Linked DNA regions of Homo sapiens: region 2 is linked to region 1. A link is an interaction called in ENCODE POLR2A ChIA-PET data of the cell type or tissue named here. Cell type or tissue: A673. All regions are shown on one strand. Links, peaks and the distances in the headings refer to the core of each region. The heading gives the core; the rest is flanking DNA.

The links. Peaks named below come from ENCODE experiments on the same cell type or tissue, not always from the same donor. Only the 100,000 strongest peaks of a DNase experiment are listed, where the experiment ranks them.
Region 2: POLR2A ChIA-PET joins it to region 1 with 6 read pairs; 2 of 35 experiments call an interaction of 5 or more read pairs at or near these places.

The regions. Positions count from the first base shown.
Region 1 is chr17:44,986,453-44,989,358 of GRCh38, forward strand. LOC107987243 (a long non-coding RNA gene) reads right to left here. Exons shown (of 6, transcript XR_007065771.1): 6 at 2,397-2,434. It also overlaps the pseudogene LOC112268183. Among named protein-coding and RNA genes, the nearest start is that of C1QL1, 20 kb to the left of the region's middle. In A673, for the core only: no CTCF peak of the experiment used is centred there; a DNase peak (open chromatin) is centred at 1,319; H3K4me3 peaks cover 262 bases.
Region 2 is chr17:44,741,488-44,744,393 of GRCh38, forward strand. All of the region lies in intron 10 of DBF4B (DBF4B-CDC7 kinase regulatory subunit), which reads left to right. Among named protein-coding and RNA genes, the nearest start is that of ADAM11, 16 kb to the right of the region's middle. In A673, for the core only: no CTCF peak of the experiment used is centred there; no DNase peak of the experiment used is centred there.

The DNA of each region.
Region 1 (2,906 bases), core at 120-2,619:
ATGCCTAGCTAATGTTTTAAGTTTTTGTAGAGATGGGGTCTTGCTGGTTACTCAGGCTGGTATCAAACTCCTGGGCTCAAGCGATCTTCCCACTTCAGCCTCCCAAATTGCTGGGATTACAGGTGTGAGTTACCATGCCTGTCTCCTGCCCTCAACTCTTTAATAAGATATTTATTGAGCATCACCCATAAAATAGGTACATGCTAAGCACCTTCCATGTAATAAATCATTTAATCCTTCCAACAATCAAGAGGTAGGTACTAATATTTTAGAGATGAGATAGCAGAATCACGGAGAGGTTGAATAATGTGCCCAAGGTCATACAGCTCACAAAATAGCAGAGCCTTGGCCAGGCATCGTGGTTCACACCTGTAATCCCAGCACTTTGGGAGGCTGAGGTGGGAAGATTGCTTGAGCCCAGGAGTTTGAGATCAGCCTGGGCAACATAGCAAGAACACATCTCTATTTTAAAAAATTAAAAATTGGCCGGGCACGGTGGCTCAGCCTGTAATCCCAGCACTTTGGGAGGCTGAGATGGGTGGATCACGAGGTCCTGGCCAACATGGTGAAACCCCGTGTCTACTAAAAATACAAAAATTAACTAGGTGTGGTGGCACGCGCCTATAATCCCAGCTACTCGGGAGGCTAAGGCAGGAGAATCGCTTGAATCTGGGAGGCAGAGATTGCAGTGAGCCAAGATCGCGCCGCTGCACTCCAGCCTGGTGACAGAGCAAGACTCCGTCTCAAAAAAAAAAAAAAAAAAAAATTAGGAGAGCCTAGACTCAGCCACAGCCCCACATCAGAGTCTCAGCTCCAACCCTGCTCTCTCTTCCTGTCTCCTGAGCAGAGCTCTCTCCATGGGGCAGAGCTGGTGGGTAAGTTGAGCTGGAGACTTCTAGGGGCTCCACTGTCTTGGGGTTTCCAGGGCTAGGCAGAGCCATTCTATCTTCCTGCCTCCACCCAGGCCTCCATCCCTTAGGAGCTCTGACAGGGGAGGTGGGATGGTGGATTGAGGGGGATGTTAGGCTCCTAGTGGCGCTGGTAGCAGTGGGGCGGGGCTCTGTCTGGCCCGGTGGGGCAGCTCACTCCACCTCCTGGCTGGGGCTCCCGCCCTTGGGAGTTCCATCCTGCCGGCCTCTCTCCCTCCCAGGATCTCATTATATCCCTAAGAGAAACTGACAGCCTTAATATCTTACTTTGCAAATATAGTTTATTCCTTCAATAAAGCCGCCAGCGCAGGGGAATGTTTAAGACTCGCTCTCCCCCGAGAGCCTCATTTGAATTTCTAAAGTCTTCAGTCGGCTTCTCCAATGGGGCAGCTGGGTGAGGAAAACGCAGCAGCCGCTTAGAGGGGATTCATTTCCTGTCTGGGTCTCCGCCGCCGCCGCCGTAGATGGGGGAGCTGAACTGACGGAAAGGACTGCTGGCTGCCTGGATGCTGGGGGGCAGAGGACAGGGAGGCCTTGGCCTGCGTCTGTCCTCTGGTTGGGGCGGGAGGGGGTGCATGCCTGGCTCATGCTCACGTGGGTGAATCTGTGCATTCACTCGGGGGCCTCCAGCCTCCATCCTTGTAGCCCAGGTTCTTCCTCGAGGGCCCAGCTCAGGGGCCCCTCCAAGGGACCTCTCAGCCCGGGAGCTACTCTATGGGATCCCCCTGCCTAGGGACCCCTCCGCTGGGTCTCTACGCCCAGGGGCCCCCAAACAGTATCTCTCAGAGGCCCAGGCCACCGATCCCTGGGGATGGGGCCTCCTCCCTGGCTGGACCCCCTCACTCCAGGGCAGCCCCCATCCCAGGCCCCCGTGGGAGTCTCTAATTAAAGGGCCGGCACGCCCCTTGGGGACTCATTAGGCCCACTGTGCAGAGAACATTTAATCATTGCTCAGAGCATCGATTGGAAAATCAATTTCTTTGTCTCTCCGCACGCGGCGCTGGAGAAGTGGGGGGAGCGCTGACCTCCTTCTGCTGCCATGTAAAGTGCTGCACATTTAATCAGGGAACAGAAATCAATTAGCCACTTACGAGGCTGGCTTTAGTTACCGAGTCGGCAGGGCCTGCGCTGCAGTTTGACGCTGACAGAAGCGAATCTCAGCGCGCTGGGCTGGTCAGCGCCGGCCCGTCCCCACAGCTGTCCAGGGCCCTCGGCTTCTCTTTCCCACGCACTAGCACCTGCCATCTAGAAAGGCCCCCTAGACCCGCCCCACAGAACCCCTGGGAAGGCTCCCAACCCCCCAGCCTCCCTCACTAACCTCCTTTCCTGTGCTCAGTTCTGCCAACCCTGAGAAGCCACCTGGAGACTCAGATGCAAATCTCAGCTGTGCTGCAGAACGCGGAGACGGGTGCCTGTAGTCCCAGCACTTTAGGAGGCCAAGCCTGGCGGATTGCTTGAGGTTAGGAGTTCGAGACCAGCCTTGCCAACATGGTGAAACCCCGTCTCTACAAAAAATAAATACAAAAATTAGCCGAGTGTGGTGATGCACACCTGTAATCTCAGCGACTCGGGAAGCTGAGGCACGAGAATGGCTTGAACACAGGAAGTGAGGTTGCAGTGAGCCGGGATCGCGCCATTGCATTCCAGCCTGGGCAACAGAGCGAGACTCTGTCTCAAAAAAAAAAAAAAAATTATATGGACATGGTGTTGCACACTTGTAGTCCCAGATACTGGGGGAGGAGGGATTGCTGAGCCCAGGAGGTCCAGACTGCAGTGAGCCATCATTGAGCCACTGCACTCCAGTCTAGGCAGCAAAGCAAAACCCTGTCTCAAAAATTAATTAAATTACACAAAATAAACACAGACCTCAGCTTTGCTTCCTACTGGCTTCCATGATATCAGTGAAGTTTTGAACTGGACTCTCAAGCACACTTTGCTCATCAAATGGGAATAGTAATAGTTACCTACCTTACCAGC
Region 2 (2,906 bases), core at 185-2,684, 240 kb before region 1:
TTACAGGCCAAAGTCCTCCCCATCGGGGGCCTGCTGGTCAGATTTGGGAATGGCCATGTGTTTGCTCCTTAGGCAAAGTCTATTCTGGGAACGTAGCCCAGAGAAGAGAGACTAGGAGCGTTCATCCATTTTATTTTGTGTTCTTCATCCGTACTGAAGAATTTAACTTGAAGAAGAAAGGGAGGTGCCAGGGTTGTGAAGGGCACCCCCTTCTCCTTAAGGGTCGAAGAAGACCTATTTGTTAATTCACTGCTGAGATACAGCACTCTTACCCTGTCCGCCCAGAACCCCTGGCCTGCACTGTTTCCCCCAGAGCATGGACCATTGCAACCAGACATGGTGCACCCAGCAGTTACCTCACTCGGCAGGGTTTACCGAGTATACACAGAAGACAATAGACCGCTTTCTCAAACTCATATCTATAGACCACCATTATCAGAGTCCCCTGGGGTCTCTTTAATTAAAAATACAAGTTCTAGCTGGGCACAGTGGCTGATGCCTGTAATCTCAGCACTTTGAGATGCCAAAGTGGGAGGATCACATGAGGCCAGGAGTTTGAGACCAACTTGGGCACACAAACATAGCAAGACTCTGCCTCTACAAAAAATAAAAATAAAAATGTAAAAAATTATGAGTCAGGCAGAGTGGCTCATGCCCGTAATTCCAGCACTTTGGGAGGCTAAGGGGGCGGATCACTTCAGGTCAGGAGTTTGAGACAAGCCTGGCCAATATGGTGAAACCCCTTCTCTACTAAAAATGCAACAAAAAAAAAATTAGCCAGGCATTGTGGTGCACACCTGTAATCCCAGCTACTTGGGAGGCTGAGGCAGGAGAATGGCTTGAACCCGGCAGGCGGAGGTTGTAGTGAGCTGAGATTGCGCCACTGTACTTCAGCCTGGGTGATAGAGCGAGACTCCTTCTCAAAAAAAAAAAAAAAAAAAAAATTAGTCAAGCGTGATGACAAGTGCCTGTAGTCCCACTTACTCAGATGGCTAAGGCAGGACAATCATTTGAGCCCAGGAGTTCAAGGTTGCAGTAAGCTATGATTGTGCCACTGCACTCCAGCCTGGGTGACAGAGTGAAACCCTGATGCAGGTTCCTAAACTCCACCCCATATCTATAGAATCAAAATATCTGATGATGGAGCCCCAAAAGCTGCATTTTACAAGCTCTCATGTGATTTCAGTGAATATCAAAGTTTAAACTGGTTGGGCCAAACATCAGGAATAACTAAGGGGCGGGGCGGGGGAGAAGATCGCTGCATTACGTGGCTCATGGCTTGTGGGCTTGTTAATGTTTCTACTCTGCAGATGTTTGAGAATTTGAACCCTCATTAACCAAAGTAGAGAAGGAATTCAGCTCAGGTGATGGGTGAGATGCCTTCTCAGACCCTTTCTAACCTCTGGGCTGTGGGGTTATAGACCAGGAGAGAACAGAGCAGACTCTCAGCCCTGGAGTTCCTGGGGCCAAGGAGGCTCTGTGGTTTCCATCAGCTGACAAAGGCTGTGGGTAAGAAAATAGTACAAATAGGAGGGAAAAAATTAAGGGAATGTGGCAGTAGATGAAATGGGAGCAAAGAGAGAAAGAGGTGAGGTTAAGTCCCAATACAAGGGATACCAGGGAGAGCCAGTCAGAAGGTGGCCCAGGCTTGGCGCTGGCAGTGATGCTAGGCCTGGGATGGCCTTGGGATCACAGAGGAGCTAAGAGGCTGTAAAGGGAAGATGAAGCAATGAAGCTTTGGTATCTGCATGTGAGGCGCCTAGGCAGGGAGTTGGCCCTGGTGGGACATCAAAGTTCCAGGCACGTGTGTATGTGGAAAATATGTGTAGGAAGAAGTGTTTAAATTTTTACATTTTTGAAATCATTATTATATTTTAAAGTTTAAAAATTTTTAAATTTAAAAAGTTTAAAATTTGTGTTACAAATGGTTTAATGTGAAAAGTCTATATTCCACACCCAGCCTCCAGTTCTATCCCCTCACTGGTGCAACCTTCCTCCCAGGGGTAGAGGCTGGAGGAGATCCGAGTGGTGCCTCACCCCTGCCAAATGGAGAGTGCAGCCTGGGGCAGCATGAAAAGAAAAAGCAAGTAACATCCAGCATAGTCAATACTGTATGATTCTTTTTTTTTTTTTTTTTTTTTGAGAATGAGTCCCACACTGTTGCCTAGGCAGGAGTGCAGTGGCGTGATCTCTGCTCACTGCAACCTCCGCCTCCCAGGTTCACGCGATTCTCCTCCCTCAGCCTCCTGAGTGGTTGGGATTACAGTGCACACCACCTCGCCCGGCTAATTGTTTGTGTTTTTAGTACAGATGGGGTTTCACTATGTTGGCCAACTGGTCTTGAACTCCTGACCTCGTGATCCACCCACCTCAGCCTCCCAAAATGCTGGGATTACAGGTGTGGGCCACCACACCCAGCCTATATGATTCTTTATGTAAGAAGAGGGAACGAAGGATACACATGTACCTATATATCCATGAACTATCTCTGGAGATAGACCACACCTGTAATCCCAGCACTTTGGGAGGCCAAGGGGGAAGGATCACTTTGAGGCCAGGAGTTCGAGACCAGCCTGGGCAACATAATGAGACCACCCCCCCCCCCCCCCGCCCATCTCTATTTTTATATTTTTAAAAAATCTGGCCAGACACAGTGGCTTATACTTGTAATCCTAGCACTTTGGAAGACTGAGGCAGGTGGATCACTTGAGCTCACGAGTTTGAGACCAGCCTGAGCAACATGGTGAAACCCCACCTCTATTAAAAATACAAAAATTAGCCAGGCATGGTGGTGCAAGCCTGTAGTCTAAGCTACTCAGGAGGCTGAGGCTGGGGAATTGCTTAAGCATGGGAAGCAGAGGTTGCAGTGAGCCAAGGTGGTGAATCTGCACAACAGCCTGGGTGAC